Regions from separate parts of the Mus musculus genome. Here region 1 is linked to region 2. The links are chromatin loops, found by intact Hi-C in ENCODE. Cell type or tissue: left cerebral cortex. All regions are shown on one strand. Links, peaks and the distances in the headings refer to the core of each region. The heading gives the core; the rest is flanking DNA. Region 1 holds the start of Tarbp1 (TAR RNA binding protein 1). Region 2 overlaps Map3k21 (mitogen-activated protein kinase kinase kinase 21).

Region 1 (8,938 bases), core at 2,069-7,068, 530 kb after region 2:
TGTGAGTACACTGTCGCTCTCTTCAGACACACCAGAAGAAGGCATTGGATCCCATTACAGATGGTTGTGAGCCACCATGTGGTCACTGGGAATTGAACTCAGGACCTCTGAAAGAACAGTCAGTGCTCTTAACCACTGAGTCATCTCTCCAGCCCTGGGAACAGACTTTAAAAGCTTGGGAAACTCAGAAAGAAATTTTAAATTTAATTTTGGTTTGGTTTTTTGTTGTTTGCTTTTTTGGCTACTCTGAGTTTAAAATTTTGTTTCTGTTTATTTGGGCTGAGAGTTTTTAAAGACAAAAATCTCCCAGGATAGCCTAGAAATTACTATATAGTCAAGGATGGCTTTGAACTCCAGAACGTCCTGCCTCCCCTGGGATGACAAGCACGTACCACCATGCCTATCTAACCGTGCTTTGTTTCCTTAAGATTACTGTTGTGGATGCCCAAACTCTACTTTCTTCCCCAAGACTCTACAGTAAAGGACTTCACAGAGGCTAATCCCAACAAAACTGAAACAACAAAAACAAAAATAATGTAGGAACAAACAAAGGAATAAAACTTAAAATTTGAAATTTTAAGCTGACTCTGGGGGAAAAAGAAAGTTTAGTTGACAGGGAAAGCCAAGAAATAATTTGATTTACCTTGAAACACCCCCCTAAAAGGAAAAAATAAACAACCTGAAATCCTAGGCAGCAAGTCTCTGCTTATGACTGGAGGTTATAAGCTGGGCTGAGCCATGGAGGGGTCTGCTCACACACATCAGAACAGGATGCTATGTAAAATGAAAGGGGTTATCCCAAAACAGTCTGAAAACTAAAATCTAAAACTAAAATCTGGTCATAGAAACAAGAAACGCAGAGAAAAGACTGGAAACCAAAGAAATTAACCAGTGAGTGAAGGAAACATCAAAATTCTAGAAAATCTATTGAAGAAGTTTCAATGCTGGCTGGGCTTTGTCGACTCGATACTAGCCAGAGTCACCCAGGAAGAGGAAGCCTCAACTGAGAACGGCCTCTATCTGACTGGCCTGTAGGCAAGCCTCTGGGGGAAATCTCTGACTCATGATTGATGATGGATGGTCCAGCTCTCTGTGGGTGGTGCCAAACCTGGGCAGGTGGTCCTAGATTGTCTAAGAAAGTAGGCTGAGCAAGCCAATAAGCAGCACCCCTCTATCATCTCTGCATCAGTTCCTGTCTCCAGGTTCCTGCTAACTTCTCTCAGTGATGGAGTGTGACCTGAGAGAAGTGTTCTGAAATAAATCCTTTCCTCAACAAGTTTCTTTTGGCCATAGTCTCTATTCCAGCAACAGAAAAAATAACTAAGACAAACAGACAAATGGTAAGTCCCAGAGGTTCCAAGTCAAGAAGAGAGAAGGAAAAAGGAAGCAAGGGAAGAAATAACCACCTGATTACTCAAGAAAACTTCCCCAAATCAAAGCTCATTGACTTCCAGACTGTGTAGGTGCACATGGATAAAAAGGAGGTTCCAGGATGCCAGGGCCCTAAACCCCTGGTACCCTATAGAGAAGTCACAGACTGCCCTTGAGCAGGATCCAGAATTATCTCAACTTCAAAACAACAAGAGTAGCATCTCCAGCTTCTAGATGGATGGATGGAAGCCTTTAAAATGTGGATGGAAATGTCTCCCCCATAGAAGTTGGACCTGAGCAAACTATCACTCAAGCCCTAAAGACAAAACCAAGCTGTTTACAGTCCCAGCTCTGCTTTGAATGCAGGAGGCCCCAAGAGAGCATTCCTGCAGAGACAGGAAAGATGGATCACCCACAAAACCACAAATGTGCAGAGACCATGAGGAAACACAATTCCAAACTTCAGAAAGAAAGCGTCTGAATCCTGAGTTCCAGATTCAGAGAGAGCAAGCGAGAGAGACCCTGGCCCAAAAATAAAATGGAGAATAATCAAGGACAACACCTGTTGACTTTAGGCCTGGGCGCAAGCACACACGATGACTTAAGGGTTATGTTTAGAAAGCACTAACTAACCCTGCTCCTAATATTCCTAAAGGGAATGTCAAGGGATTAATATTTGATTCCGTACCTCGAGTTTCAAACATTAACTTGGGTTACACAGCACCCTTCTTTCAGTTTGATACGGATGTCAACTTTTTTTCTATCAGGATGTAAAGGCGTGGAGCAGGCTTGGTTTTACACAGAGCATGCTACCGCGTGTGCGATATCTTAACCTTCACTGGGTCCACTTTTCCCAAAGTGCAGGAGGAGGCCGGTGTAGGGTACCACATGCAAGTGTCAAATCCGCTCAGGATGAGGTGGACGCCCCTTGAAGGCTGGTTTGAGGTAGCAGAGTGTGGCTGGGGCAAAGAGATAAGTAGGTGCCAGTCTGGAGAGATGGTTCAGGGGTTAAGAGCACTTGATGTTCTTCTAGAGGACTGGAGTTTGACTCCCAACACACACATCAGGTAGTTCACAATTGCCTTTAACTCCAGCTCAAGGGGATTTGATGCCCTCCCAAGCATACGCACGTGATGCACATAAACTTACACAGGCACGCGCGCGCGCGCGCACACACACACACACACACACACACACACACAATTTTGTTTTTTAGAGAGACAAGTGGGTACCTTTTGTGTCCTGGGGGCTGCAGGAGCAGTCCACCGCCAGCTCTGCAGACACCTGTACAGCCCTCTGCAGCAGGTAGCGCGCGCGCTTTCGCGTGAGCCCGTCCTGCGCGCGGCCCAGCCCCGCCTGGACGGTTCTCCAGAAGCGGCCGCAGAGACGGGCGTCGAGATCCCCGTGGCGCTCATGGTTGGTCAGCAGCTTCTCGGCCAGTGCGCTCAGCACCAGCAGTTCTGGCCCAGTGCTGCCCTCAGCTCCCGGTCCCGCGGAGCTCAGCGCGTCCCACGCCGCACGCAGAGCCGGTTCTGCGCTCTGTGCCAGCGCGGGCAGCAGGCGCGCTCCCACGGCCGGCGGCGCGTCCCCGGCCAGCGCCAGCTCCACAGACGCGCGCCCCAGGCGACGCAGCAGCGGGGCATCCTCCGGCGCGCGTAAACACGGCGCCACGGCGGCCAGCAGCTCCACGGCTGGCGCGCTCGGCAGCTCGCGCAGCGCTTCTTCGGCCAGAGTGACTGCCAGCTCCGGTCCTGCCAGGCGCGCGCACGAGCGCAGCGCCGCACTCGCCGCTCGGAGCACGCGGGGCCTCGCAGGCCCTCCGCCCTGGGACGCGTGCAGTAAGGGCACCAGGTGGTCCCTGGCCACCTCGTGTGCCGCCTTGGCCAGCGCGCCGGCGCCCGCGCCGCGCTCCTCCAGCCGCTGCAGCACCAGGCGCAGGGTCTCCGCCCGCTCCGCACTCGCCTCCCCGCCGCACAGCGCGCCCAGCAACTCGCCGGGCTCCCGACTCTGCGTTAGAAGCGCGTCCGCCAACACCCGCTCCATTTCGCGGGGAGTAGACCTGTGCGCGTGCGCCGGCCACCCTAAGCGCGAGTGCGCGTGCGCGGCGAGAGGTTCCCACCCACACATACCCTGCCCGGCATAGGACCGCATAAGGTTCCTTCAACTTTGTTGGGAGTGTGATGCCTCCTGCCACTCACAGTTTTTAGTAAAAAGAGTTGCTGCAGACATAGTATTACACCAGTTCCGAAGTTCCCGATTGGAAATAGGCCTAGGGCCTAAATTTTCTAGCTGGCCCTAAATTCACATAGATATCCTGCAATCCCCCCAGATGGCTGCTTTTTAAAAGGGTGCATGTTAAGAGTTACCACAAAGTCTCTAAAACAATGGATCACAAATGAAATCTGGATTTATGTTTTGAAAATAAGTTATGAGAGCTGAGAAGATTGGTCAGTAGGAAAAGGGCATGTTATGAAAGCATGAACATCTGAGTTAGGATCCCATGGAGAGGTAACTACCATCCTGCGTGGTGGAGACACATCTCCCCGCCGCCCCCCCCCTCCCCGACTCCCCCGAGTCGCTGATGAGCCAGTATGGCTGAGATCAGTTCCAGGTCCAGTGAGAGAGCCTGACTCTTTTTTTTTTTTCATTAGTAGTAAACTTTAATATTGTTCACTTTGCACAAGAAAAGTGGCTCACTAAGAGCTGGGGTTCTGAGGAGAGAATGTTTAGGCATAAATGGGGGAGCTGTGAGAGGCCTGGAGCCTTGGTGAGGGTGGGGCTCTGAGACTGAAACCCAGCCACCAACAAGGAAGAAACTAGCCCCACCAGTGTCACAATGGTGGACAGCTCTGTCCTCACCTTTGGCTGAACGCGGGACCCCTAGCCACCAGGCAGGGTCTGGGCTCCAGCCTGCATTGAGGCATCTTGGCAATCAAGAAGGGAACTGAAAACGGCTTCAGCGAGTGGACGATGGATGAGCCCGTTCAAGGCACAGTGTCCATTAGGAATGATAGGCCCGCGCTCCCCCTGCTCTCTGAGAGTCCAACCTGGGTAGGAGCTGGCAGGCCCCAGGTCCCCTCAGTTGGCAGAGTTGTATTGTAGGACTTGCTGAGAGGCAAAGAGCTTCTTGACAGCCAAGGCCTCTCCCGGCTGCCCCAGCACCAGACAGTTCTCTTTGTTGTCTGACCCAGCAGCCTGGGCTGAAGACTTCTTAAAGTAGCACAGGCGGCACACGGAGTGATACTTGTCGGCTCCGCCAATCACCTCCACCTCTTTCTCCAGACCCAGCCTCTTCGTGTAGGCAGCTTCTCGGAAGCACTCCATGCACACAGCGGTGAGCTTCACCACACTCTCCGCCAGGGGCACCAGGTTCAAGATGCTGCCGAAAGCCTTCCTCTGGAAGGTCCCATCCAGTGCTGCCACAATTACTGTCTTGCCCTCGTTGGCCATCATTTCACAGAAATCCACAATGTCAGGAAAAAACTGCCCCTCATCGATGCCAATGACGGCCACACTCAAGGACTCCTGGGTCACATCGCGGAGCATGCAGGCTGGCAATGCGTCAATGGTGTTCCGATCATGTGTGGAGAAGCTGTTGCTATAGCGCGTGTCTTTGGCATACTTGATGACCAGGCACTTGTACTGGGCGATCTGGAAGCGCCGGACTCTTCTCATCAGCTCCGTGCTTTTCCCTGAGAACATGGGCCCGAAAATCACCTGAATCTGCCCCCGGGTCTTGCTGGGGGAGCTGGGCAGCACGGTGGGTAGATTGATGTAGCTCATGGCAGCTGTGCAAACTTTAGCACCGAGAGTCCGTGGGTGGGGATATTTCGCCGCACTGCACGCAGCCTGGAACATTTGCCCGCCAACAACTCAAAAAGCGAGAGCCTGACTCTTAAGAACAAGGTGGAAATCAGGGTATGGGTGACACAAACCTTTAATCCCAGCCCTGGAGAAGCTGAGGCAGGAGGATCACTGGGAATTCAAGGCCAGCCTGGTCTACAGTGTGAGTTCCAAGACAGCCAGGACTACAAAGGATGCCTTGTCTCAAACAAACAAACAAACAAACAAACACAAGGCAGAGGGCGGGGCAGGGGTGGAGTACGCCTTTAATCCCAGCACTTGGGAGGCAGAGACAGGCAAATCTCTGACTTCAAGGACAGTCTGGTCTACAGAGTGAGTTCTGGGACAGCCAGGGCTACACAGAGAAACCCTGTCTGGAAAACAAAACAAAACAAAACAACAACAACAAAAAAAAAAAAACCACGCAAGATAGAGGGTGATAGAGGAAGACACCATACATCAACCCCAAGCACACGCGCGCGCATGCACACACACGGTGAGCAGCCCCAACCTCACAGGCCAATACAAGCCTATACTCCACTACTCCACACACTGATAAGTCATGAAGTCAGGTGTACATGATTGTCACTATAAGCAAATATCAGAAGTCTGAGGCAGGAGGGTCACCTGCCTGGGCTACAACTCAAGATCAGTCTGGGTTGGGGAAACAGGTGGGAGAGATGTTTCCTGGCATGCTTGAGGTTCTGAGTTCAAACTGGGAGGTAGGAGAGCAATGTAATAAATTAAGTATGACTTGGGGTGGGGGGCATCAGAGGCCACACACACTTAGCAGAACAGGCTGCAGCTGAAAGCAAGCTCTCCTCAGAACCCTGAACCCAGGGCCCTAGTTCAAGAATATAGGTTGATCGCCCCACACAGTGCTGCCTTCTAGTTCCCAGGAGCAAATTCAAAATCAGGCTTCCCTGTGGGTCTATATTTCTGATCGTATCCACTGCCAGATTCAGAAGTAGACAAAGAAGACTCTATCTTGGCATGCACTCTGCTGGTCTCACTCCTCATGGAATTCCAGGTTTAAGTGAATGAGTGATGTGAATTTTCTTTGTCTTTCTAAACGTGAATTCTGCCCTTATTCAATGAGGGAAACACAAGCCCCATCTTTAAATACTTTGACATAAAATTACATGGATATGGTTTTAAAGTTAAATGGTATTTCACATGAAAGATTTGGTCCTCTTCCCCTCCCTGTGTTCAGTCATTCTATTTCCCTTTGGCAAAACACATAAAAGATTCCATTTTAAACCTGCTTAGAATGTTAGTAAACATCTATTGCTTAGTTCATGAAAGGTGCTTATAAATATCATTTCTCTCAACATAAAAAGATATCGAGCATGAACAGCTAAATGTTTTGAGCAGACACTGAAAAAGAAATGAAGACAAAAAAATGATATGCACTTGCAAAGGTGTCTGACAGTCTTAGTCATGTGAGAAATGCACATTAAACCCAGGAGGACACACACTTTCCTGCTCTTAAGAAAGATTCAAAACAAGTGAAGGCTGGCAAGATGGCGCAGGTGGTGGAGGTGCCTGGTGCTAACCCAGACAACCTGAGTTGGATCTCAGATGAAGAAGAGAACCAATTCCTGAAAGTTGTTTTCCGACCTCTATGCTGGACCTCTATGCACCCACCCCTGTGTACATACACTCAGATAAATAAGTGCAATAAACTTATAAATAGTATTTTAAAACACCAAATGACAAGGGCCAAGAATGTAGAACTAGGAGACTTGCATACTGGAGGGCAGGGAAATGATTGCTTTGAAATACTGTTCCAGTAAAGATACCTTATAATGTAGCAAGCACACTCCCCATCCCCCACCCTCTCCACCTCTCCACCCCAGGTATTTGATCTAAATCATCTCTAGACTAGTAAATCTTTGTAGGAAGCTGCTTTTAACAAGATTAGTCTTTGTAGCTAAAACTTTGTAACAAGTTAAACATTTATCAGTAGGCGTGGGATACATAAATAGCCTGAGATAAGGCAATCAGAGGCGCTGAGAGCTGATTGCTTATCTCTGCCACAATGTTTTACATCCCCCAGTGATTGCTCATCTCTGCAACAATGTTTCACACCCCAGTGATTGTTCATCTCTGCAACAATGTTTTATATCTCGGGTGAATGCTTATCTTTGCAACAATGTTTTATGTCCCAGGGCTCCACTTGTTGACTTAGGGGTCAGCATAGGGAGCTTGTTGTGGTAGAGATGAGGAAGGCAGTCTAGGGAATGCAGATGGTCTAGAAGCAGGCCGCAGGGGAGCTTCTAGGGCAGTATTTTAACTGGATGTAGGTATTGATTACACAGCTTAATCCTTGTCAAAATGCCTTGAAAACTGTGCACTTTGTTCTTTGTAAAATTTACCTTTCTTTTGGCCCATGTTTTCAGAGTGGCATCCACAGATCTTTGATTTTTTTTTTTTCATTCTGTAAATATTTTCTGAGTATCTTTGTTAAACTGTAGTCTTGGAACTCAGTAGCTCAGTTGGTAGAGTGCTTGTCTAGAATGCATGAATTCCTGGGTTCCATCCCCAGCATCACATAAACAAGAGCAGTGTGGCCTGTGAACCCTGAATTTGGGAGGGGCGTGTTAGGTAGAGGCAGGAGAATCATGAGTTCCAGGTTGTCCTCGGCTCAATACTGAATTTGAGGCCAGACTGCTTCAAAAATTGACTGATAGATTGACCATTTACATGGTATAGATGTACCATTGACATGGTAATGATGAACAGTGTGTCTCCCAAGCACTTCTTCTCAGAGCACTTTAGAGTGTCCATCCAGCCGCCCACAAGACAACAACACTGTAGTACACTTGGGATGCCATTTTCTCCCCTCTGTCACATCCTACTCCCAGTGTTGTCTGTCCCAACTCACTCTTCCATCATTACTACAGCACACCTGTTTGGACATGAAGTTTCCCTGCAAAGCCTCATATGTTGAAGGCTTATTTCCAGGTGCCTAGGTCAAGAGGATTCTGGTCTAGTCAAAAGATGAAGCTATTGGTGGATTCACAGTCGGATGTCATTTTTGTGAGATGGTGAAAACTCCATCAGACTGGAGAAAGAGGATCACTGGAGATGTGTCTTGGAAGGCTTGTCCCTGTCCCTTCTTCTGGTGTCTCTCTCTCTCTCTCTCTCTCTCTCTCTCTCTCTCTCCCTCTCTCTCTCCCTCTCCCTCCCTCTCCCTCCCTCTCCCTCCCTCCCACAAAACAAATGAGCACTATTGCTCCATCATACCCTTCCACCATGATCCCTCACTACAGACCCAGAAACAAGAGTCAACTAAGCATAGAGCCAAACCTCTGAAACTAAATAAGCCCTTCTCTTCTCCCTCTCTCCCTCCCTCTTCCCCCTCCCCCTCCCCCTCCTAAATCCCTTAAAGGATTTACATGGACAACTCAGTTACATTGTAACTTTGTTACATCAAAGTAAAGGCCATTAAGATGCCATCACTCAAGTTGAAAGTCTGAGAGCTATACAGACTTCTCACTCTCCATCATGTCTTCAATCCATCAATGCAACCTTCCAAATGTCTATCCTCCATTGAAACCTTAGTTACCTTCAACCTCTCTGTGGCGGTTTCAATAGGTATGGGCCCCATATATTCATGTGTTTGAATGCTTGGCTTGGCCATAGGCAGTGGCACAATGAGGAGGTGTGGCCTCATTGGAGGAGGTGTGGCCTTGTTAGGGGAAGTGTGTCATGGGGGGGG
Region 2 (8,938 bases), core at 2,509-7,508:
TCACTGAGACCAGGCATTCATATTTGGCACCCTGCACAAGGCCACTCTGTAGGTTTCCCTGAAGAAACGGCTCATCATTAGTAGCCAGAGGTGGGAAATTCCTTCATGCTCTTGTAGTCTTTAAAAATTAAAAGACCCATGGCTGGTTATGTGCGAAGAACCCGTGTGCTGTGGACATGCATGTTGTGTGGTTTTAAGTCTCCCTGAGCCTGCAGTTTTGCCAACGCTAACAACACTGCTGTGCAGGAGATGGCAGGACAGGTTTCCAGTCAGCTTTTCATGCTCCACTGAACTCCGAGTCAACATGTGCATCTGTGAGGGTGAGCAGGCATGGCGGGAAGACACAGATGACTTCTGGAAGTGACTTTGGGGAGCAGATGTGATTGGAAACAACTTAAAGCTATTCACGAGTCACCTGCGTAACTTCACAGAGAGAGCGGTGCATCATCGGGGCTGGGCGACTGACTCTTCAGGAGCTCAGTGCCCTTGTCTGGGTTTCTTGAGTACTGTGATCCCCTTCTGTCTGTCACCAGAACATAGTTATTTGAGAGGCAGATAGTAAATACTTAAATTCTGACACAGTAGGAAGCTAAATTATCCGTAGCCCTTACGTCTTATTTAACATTGTATCTCGACTTACCGATAATAGCAGGAATTTAAAGGGGATTAAATAGGTGCGATGACAGATCTGAGTCCCATACAGGCTTGTCAGCAGGTGACCTTCGGGGAAGATCTCGCTGCCTGCTCTACGCAGGTTTCAGGTGCTCAGAGCAAAACTTTAGGTTTTCACCAGACTTCCTGTGTTGTTTCCACTCTCCGACTTTGCTTCACCTCAGTGTTTATTAAATGGTCTAACAGGGGCGCAGTTGGCTCGACATTTGTCACATTGGGTAGACCATTTGGCCTCTTCTCTTCACGAGACGCTAAAAGTAAAAGACGTGCCCCCAAATACCCAGTGCACGGAAGGAAAATACTGAAACAGATGGTGTGCTCAGCTTTGCTTCTGCCCCAGCCTTCCTCAGAGTGTGTGTATGACGGAGATGGTGAAATCAGACCTGTCTATGTGTCACGTCCTCTCTAGCTCTGTGTTCCAGCCTCCCTTCTCTTCATTTTGCTCCACTGTGATGAATTTAGAAAGGAAGCCATGCTAAAACATAAGGAGCCAATCCGACTCACTGCTGCTGGGGTTTTCACTGACATCCCAGATTTTCGGTGCATGCTACACACCTAGCAGGACCTGGACTTTCATTTTCTGTGGACCTTGGTGACCCAATAGATCATTTAATCTGGTTCCTACTGACCCATACTCTGCTTTTTCCTCTCACAGCAGACTAACATCTGGGGTCCGGACACGCTATGATCAGAAGCCTGTGGCTGACAAAAATGTTTACATATGTTGTCTAGTTTTTTAATAAACCTTTTTTTAAAGCTTGTCTGTTGGCTTAGTGGCTTTGATGTCCTCCTAAATGGTCACAGTGGTTTGCTCTGTATTCAGCGAGGAGAGCATGCAGGGGTGAGGCTTGCTGTGCTGATGTGGAGACCTGAGTCCCACCTCCAGGACCCTTGCAAAACAGAAAGTCCTTGTGCTGTTCCCTCGTGGTCCCACAGAGAGGTGGGGATCTGGGACTCACTGGACAGCCTGTCTAGCGGAACCAGCAAGCCCCGGGACTAAGGGAGACCTGGTGCCAAAAACACGGCGGATGACCCCTGAGGATTAACACCTAAGGGTGGCCTCTGGTTCCACATGCATACACGTGTGTCCAAATGCATGTGTGCATGCACACACACACACACACACACACACACACACACACACTCATACACACACACCTATGATATACACACTCAAATATAAGAATAAATCAAAAAGTTTAAATCTAGTTACATGGGGTGCCTCCCGCATGTGTTCCCATCTAGTTCTCCACGGCCACTACCTTGAACCTCTTACTCATTTCCTGGCTGCTCAGTATTATGTCAGCTTGGCACAAGCTAGAGCCATCTAGAAGAGGAACCTCAATGTAAAGGAAAGAGAAAAATCTCTCTATTAGACCGGCCAGTAGGCAAGTCTGTGGGGACACTTTCCTGATGTGGGAGGACCTAGGCCATGAAAGGCAGTGCCACCCCTGAGCAAGCCCTGGAGAGCTAGTAGGTAGGACCCCTCGGTGGTCGCTGCTTCAGTTCCTGCCTCCAGGTTCCTGCTGAGTCCCTGCCCTGACTTCCATCCATGATAGACTGTGCTTGGGCAGTGTAACGGTCCAAGCAAACTCTTTCTCCTCCCAAGTTGCTTTTAGTCATGATGCCTTAGCATAGCACCAGACAGTAGCTAATCCACTTCCAAACAGGGGCTCACCCGCTTTTATTTTCACCTGGCCCTAAATGGCTTAGATAAAACCCCAGACTTAAGGCTGGAGAGATGGCTCAGCGGTTAAGAGCACTGACTGATCTTCCAGAGGTCCTGAGTTCAATTCCCAACAACCACATGGTGGCTCACAACCATCTGTAATGGGATCTGATGCCCTCTTCTGGTGTGTCTGAAGATAGCTACAGTGCACATATATAACAAACAAATTAAAAAAAAAAAAACAGATTTATACCCTCCTCTAGTCACCCCCACCCCATCAATCTTCTCAGTAAAAAACCCACAAGTGTGAGTCAGAGGCCTCCAGTACTGAAAACCTAGCCACCCAGAGACATCTGTATAGCTGAGGATTGTCCATAACTGGATGATTTCCACCTTGCTGATAAGCTGAGCCTTAGGGCGATTAGGTAAATTGCACTTGAATCCTGCCTTGCCTATCAACCTCCAAACCACAGGGGAGGAGAAGTCTGCTGGTTATTGGTTGGTTTTCAGTAAGTGTTACTGTTGATAAGTGCGTCCAGGGGCAGCTCAAAGAAAGCAGTGTGGACTCTGGCCCCTGGAGGCCTCTGCACGCCACCCTGAAAACCTGACACGGGGTTGGCATCCGCTGTGAAGAATTTCAGGCTTTTAGTTTAGAGTATGCATTCTTTTAGAGAGAGACATTTCCTAGAAACCGGCTCATGACAGAGCTGATGTTGCCAAGCCTGAGTTCTGCAGGGCAGGCTATGGACCCGGGGAGGAATGGAGGTTACACAGTGGCGCCTGCTCTAAATGTTTCCGACCCTGAGATTAGAGGGTGCAGCTATTCAGTCCTGTCTGTCACTGTGAGCAAGCACTGGCTGAAGCACCCAAGGGGGGGTGGTCCTGTTTGGGGTCAAGGAAGGTATGGAGGGCACTGTGGACCAACTAGCAGCAGAGGGAGCTTGGAGAAGCTGAGCATCATGACAGCAGAGGGAAGCAGAGTATAATGGTTATTCCTGGTTGTCACCTTGACTAAATCTGGAATGAATGACAACCTAGAATTGGAGGGCACACCTGTGATCTAGATCTTGAGGCTGGAAGACATAAGTTTCTGACCTGGATCTTGGCATGGAGATCTTGAGGCACAGCGGCTATGAAAAGCTTAGGCCCAGGCAAGGCAGTGCACGCCTTTAATCCCAGGAGACTAAAGCAAGGAGCTCTCCGAGTTCAAAGTCAGCCTGGGACAAAGCAAGTCCCAGATCCAGGCATGGTGGTACACACCTTTAATCTGGGCCACAGCTTCTGCTGGAGACCTACACGAGGACATTGAAGAAGGAAGACTCGCTCTTCCTTGCCTGCTTGCACTTACTTGCCAGCACATCCTTTGGAATCTCCTTCTACAGAAGACCAGCTGAAACAACTGGCTTCGTGGACTAGATCCTTAGACTTCCATTCACAGCTGACCATTGTTGGGGTAGTTGGACTATAGTCGGTAAGTCATCAAAACAAATTCCTTCAATATAGAGAGACATTCCCTAAGTTATGTGACTCTAGAAAACTCTAATACACAAAGAAAAGCTAAAGCCCTTGAAACCCACCCAACCCAGTGGCCTATATCTGCCTGTTGTGCCCATGTCCAGAAGGCTCCACTGCCTTCCGAGGGTTCAAACACAGGAGCCTGTGGAGGAACAGCTAGGCACTGACTAGTTTTGGGCTTAGCCACGGTGTAATTCAAACATATTGATTGTTAGTTCAAGTCTCCAAACCATCTGGGCTCTTGATGTACTGAGGCCTCTGATAAAGGCACCCTCCTGGTGTGGGTCCAGCTCGTTTATAGCCAGACACAGAGTGGGAGAGACTCAGGCTGGTGGAGGCACCCAGGTGTGCTTCACTGAGACCGAGCTCACCATCCGGGTCTGTCTCTGGAGTTTGCAGCTACATACGGGATACAAGCGTAATTCAAGCCCACGAACTTGGTAATGCTGGTTTCTCTTCACCCAGACTCAAAAGTTTCCAACTATGGAAACCCGCTTTTGTATTGGGCTTTATGCTTCCTGTCCACGAGGTGGCGCTAACTACACGTGACGGTAATGTTGGATTCTCCTCACCCAGACTCAAAGTCGCAAACGTTTTTGTATTGGGCTTTATGCTTCATGTCCACTAGGTGGCGCTAAATACACATGACTTCACAGATCAGGGCGCTCAAGGGCTTGGGTGGAGAATCAGTCACAATCACCCTTAGAAGCAAAAGGCTGAAGGACAGGGCTTGGGAAGATGTGGGATGGAGGGGAAGAGAATGAGTCATTCGCAGCACGTGTGCGGGGAGGGGAGCTCTCACGTGTAGCTCAGCTGTGTGTCTGCAATGAGCAGGATTTTAAAACTCCAAGCAAGGACGGTCTCCAGTGTTTGCGCTCAGTTTAGGCAGAGGTGAACCGTGTCTCAAGTAGAAGCTGCTACCCCCTCCTCAGACACTAGCAAAGGAAAGTACTTCCTTCCACATCAGGGTTCTCTAGTGGGACAGAAACAATGGGATGAGAATCTAGGGGAACCCAGAGGGAAAGGAGGAGGGGGAGGGGAGGAAGCAGAAGAGGGAGAGAAAGATTGCATGTGTGTGGAATGTACTGGTGTGTGGAGGTTCAAGGACAACCTCGGGGTTTGCTCTTCAGGAGACATCCCTCTTGGTTCTTTGAAATGGAGATTCTCTCTGGGCTGGAACTCACCAAGTAGGGCTAGCTGGGCTGGCCAGCAAACCCCAGAGATACACTTGTCTTTGCCTCTCTGGTGCTGGGATTGCAGGTGTGAATCACCAGCCCTGGGTTTTTGAAATGTACCCTCTGGGGGATGAACTCAGGTTCCCTGGGTTTTCGAGGCGAGCCCTTTACCAACTGAGCCATGCGCTCGGCCGAGATATACAGCTTTTAAAGCTACACTGTCTTAGACACTCTAGGTTGTGTGTCGTAACTACACACAGGATAAGAGGCTTATTGGACATGTCCCAAGTACTTGGTCAATAAGGAACCCCCAAGGCCTAGAATTTCCCATCACATTCCCTCTGTGGAGATCTGTGGGCCTGCAGCCCAGTCTTTAAACCTTCTCCTTCCCAATTCACCTCTTATACTTGGAATTGCCTTTACCTGCAGTTACACAAAACCTGCGGCTGAAGTCAGGTCAGGTAACGTAAGAGACTGGATCTGTGGGCCCTGTGTTACTAAGGAGAGAAGACGGTATAACCCCACGCTTGCTCACGCTCTTGTCCTGTAGGGGAGCCAGCTGCTGCTGGAAGATAAGGGAGATACAGTCACACCTGCTGGGAGGGAAGACCCAGCAACAGTGGGGACAAAGGACACAAGCAGAGAGAAACACGCTCTGCCTTGGCCTTCAGGAAGGGAGTTGCAGATCACCCGAGTCTCCCGTGCTTGGATGTGGTCTCCGGTTTGACTAGGAAGCACAGCACAAGTGACAGCCATGTTCTATGCATGTGTCCATGCGTGTTTCTATTCGCCCACACCCACTAGACTCTACATTTAAATGGGGGCATTTTACTGAATGTTCACCGCATGCCTCTCAGTGCCTGACAGCCAGGGCCACACCACCCTGAGTAGCTGAATGAGCTGGCTCTATTGGTCATTGCATTGCCACCAAGCAAAACCTCCGGTGGGTGCCAGGAACTGGTTACATCTTGTTGACTCATTGGCCAAAGGGGGTCCCATAGATGCTTCCCTAAACGTTACAAGCTATTACCAAGGCTATTGGGTGCTCTCTACAACCTGATGGTTAGACTCCAGTGCTGAAGAGAGCATTTCCTTACATCATTGGACATGGAAAGGCCAAGCTGGTGTCTTACTAGCAGCTTCACCCTACTTAGCATTCATACTGTGATGGTGTCTGCATGACACTGAGGAGAAACATAATAATCTTTGTTACCCGGCTTGCGACATAGAGTGGTGGAATAGTGAAACAAATTTTGTGTGAGCAACCAATCACGTTTTGATTGGATGTAAGGCCCATACCTGACACTGTTAAAGCGGCCAAGAACCCAAGACTATACGGGGCATGTGCATAAGAGAAAACATATTGCTATCATTCTGCCAAAGAAAGAGCGATAACATGACTCCTGATGACATACTCGCATGCTCACAGATCAGAGCCTCTCTCCACCCTCACCAGAGAAGCCTCTTCTTGCTGTAGGTGGGAATCAACACAGGGACCCACAACTGGGCAGTGTGTAGAGTGAGAGACTTTGAGGCGCTCAGTCCTAAATAGAATGTCTGCATCAGTCCCTTCCCCTACAGTTCAGAGGTTTATGTGGAAGAAGAGGCAGAAAGATAACAAAGGCCAGAGGTAGTTGGTGGCTCTGAGGAAACAGCCTTCCAGACACAGCAGGGTAGATGTACGTAAGAACTCACAGAGATTGTAGCAGCTTGTGTACAGGTTCAAGTCGGATGGCGTCCCAGCACTGAGAGGTAAGTGGACACGGGGTCCCGCCTCAGCCAAGATTCTATATGTAACTGATACCTGCTGGCACATCACCCACGCCTTCACTTTCACTTACAGACTGTGTCTCTTTGTTGTGATTTCTGACATCAGCAACCAAAATCATCTTAGATTCCACGGTATCCTTTCCCCCTCCTGCTCAGAGGCCAGGACTTCTCCATGGCGATATCCCACTGAAACCCAGCCCATTTTTTTTTTTTCAACATGAAAAGCATGGTAAGGGAATTCTATTGACCATTTCATCGAATCATGATTGACCGGGGACAGTTCCGGTGGGAGAGAGATACCTTACCATTAACATCCAAAGCTGCTTTGCATGGGCTTGCCCTGGTGGCTGGTTTGTGCTGGGGTCTGGAGTAGTTAATAACAGGTTCATGGAAAACAGATTCAGTAAAATCCCTTCTCTCCCCTTGTGCCCAGATGCAACTGCAAGCCAATGTTAACAGGCATGTTACACGGAGGCCACAATGGCTCCTGTGCCCCAAAGGGCAGAAGTGTGGGGGTGGGGGCTTCATCCAAGGAGAAGAAATTCCCAGGGTTCCAGGGAAGCAAGGTGTGATGGTTTGTATATGCTTGGGCCAGGGAGTGACACTGTTGGAAGGTGTGGCCTTGTTGGAGTAGGTGTGTCACTGTGGGCATGGGCTTTAAGACCCTCATCCTAGCTACCTGGAAGCCAGTCTTCTGCTAGCAGCCTTCAGATGAGGATGTAGAACTCTCAGCTCCTCCTGCACCATGTCTGCCTGGATGCTGCCAGGCTCCCACCTTGATGATAATGGACTGAACCTCTGAATCTATAAGCTAGCCCCAATTAAATGTTATCCTTATAAGAGTTGCCATGGACATGGTGTCTGTTCAAAGCAGTAAAACCCTAAGACACAAGACTTCTTTTTCTTTTCTTTTTTTCTTTTTTGGTTTTTCGAGACAGGGTTTCTCTGTATAGCCCTGGCTGTTCTGGAACTCACTCTGTAGACCAGGCTGGCCTTGAACTCAGAAATCTGCCTGCCTCTTCCTCCCAAATGCTGGGATTAGAGGCATGCGCCACCACTGCTTGGCCGACATAAGACTTCTTAAATTAAAACAAAAACATTATATGTAGAAATGGGGACATCAGAGGGAGAATCAACCCATTACCTCCATGGTCACTGAACAAAGAAGCTGGTGTCCTGGGCTTCAAGATAAGGGGTGTCCGTGTGCATGCCCACTGTCCTCATCTCAAGGGCACCAGAAGTCTCCCTCTAGGAGGTGCTGGGTGCTGTATCTGGCTTGTATTAGTTGGAGTTCTCTAGAGGAACAGAACAAAGAGAATGGATATATAATACAAAAGAGGTTTGTTAGATCAGCTTATGTGATATTGTCCACATACTGGAGAACCCTCAGTATCCTAGGCAGTCCTCAAAGCCTTGGGAATCCTAGAGCCTCTGGTCTCCAGTCCACATTGGAAGGCCAAAGAAGTTGGATTCTGATGTCAGGCAAGAGTGACAGCAACAGCAACAGCGTGGATTTGCTTAGTAACGTGATGCAGAGGCAGACAGGCAGTACTAATTCCCTCTCAGTCTTCTTTGTATCTGGGCAACCGCTGGAAGGTGTTGCCCACTCTAGGTGAGGGTCTTCTTTCCTCAGTTAATTCTCCCCGGAAATACCTTCACAGAGAGACCCAAAGGTTTGTCTCTTAGTTGATTCCAGATTCCAACAAGTTGACACTCAAGATTCATCCTTATACCACCATGGGCTCTCGGGAAGCCAAGACCAAGATGATCAACCCACTCTTAGCTCATTATCTGGAGCCAAAGCTGCTCATACCTGCAGGTCCCTTTGGGCCCCCGACTCTCTTGCATACCTCCATGAAGCGCCAAGAGGAAGTAGGAAGGAGATGGAACCAGATCTGCACATTACAATCAAAGAACACTATATACTTGGTAATATATATATATCCCATGGAATATCATACAGGTGGTAAAAATAAATAAAATAAAATAAAATAAAATAAATAAGAAAAAGTAAAGGAAAAGGCCAGAGTCTGTCTACATCTGACATGGAAGGACATGCCAACATCACCATATTCAGAACATTCCCTGTTGTTTGAGGTGCTCACAATAGCCATGTCTTGTCTAATTCTTCCAATTA

What was found. A loop is a pair of places that touch in the nucleus more often than their neighbours do. Peaks named below come from ENCODE experiments on the same cell type or tissue, not always from the same donor. Only the 100,000 strongest peaks of a DNase experiment are listed, where the experiment ranks them.
Region 1: it touches region 2 in a loop (6-fold over the local background); 11 of 42 quality-filtered maps call a loop at or near these places.

The regions. Positions count from the first base shown.
Region 1 is chr8:126,471,652-126,480,589 of GRCm38, forward strand. Tarbp1 (TAR RNA binding protein 1) reads right to left here and starts at 3,414. Exons shown (of 30, transcript NM_001159907.1): 1 at 2,604-3,414. The coding sequence starts at 3,414. It also overlaps the pseudogene Gm6091. In left cerebral cortex, for the core only: a CTCF peak has its summit at 4,746; DNase peaks (open chromatin) are centred at 3,011, 3,169, 3,425 and 4,779; H3K4me3 peaks cover 1,764 bases; H3K27ac peaks cover 1,294 bases.
Region 2 is chr8:125,946,008-125,954,945 of GRCm38, forward strand. Map3k21 (mitogen-activated protein kinase kinase kinase 21) reads left to right here. Exons shown (of 10, transcript NM_145608.2): 10 at 1-1,432. Among named protein-coding and RNA genes, the nearest start is that of Gm31069, 6.5 kb to the right of the region's middle. In left cerebral cortex, for the core only: a CTCF peak has its summit at 4,435 (motif pointing right); a DNase peak (open chromatin) is centred at 4,466.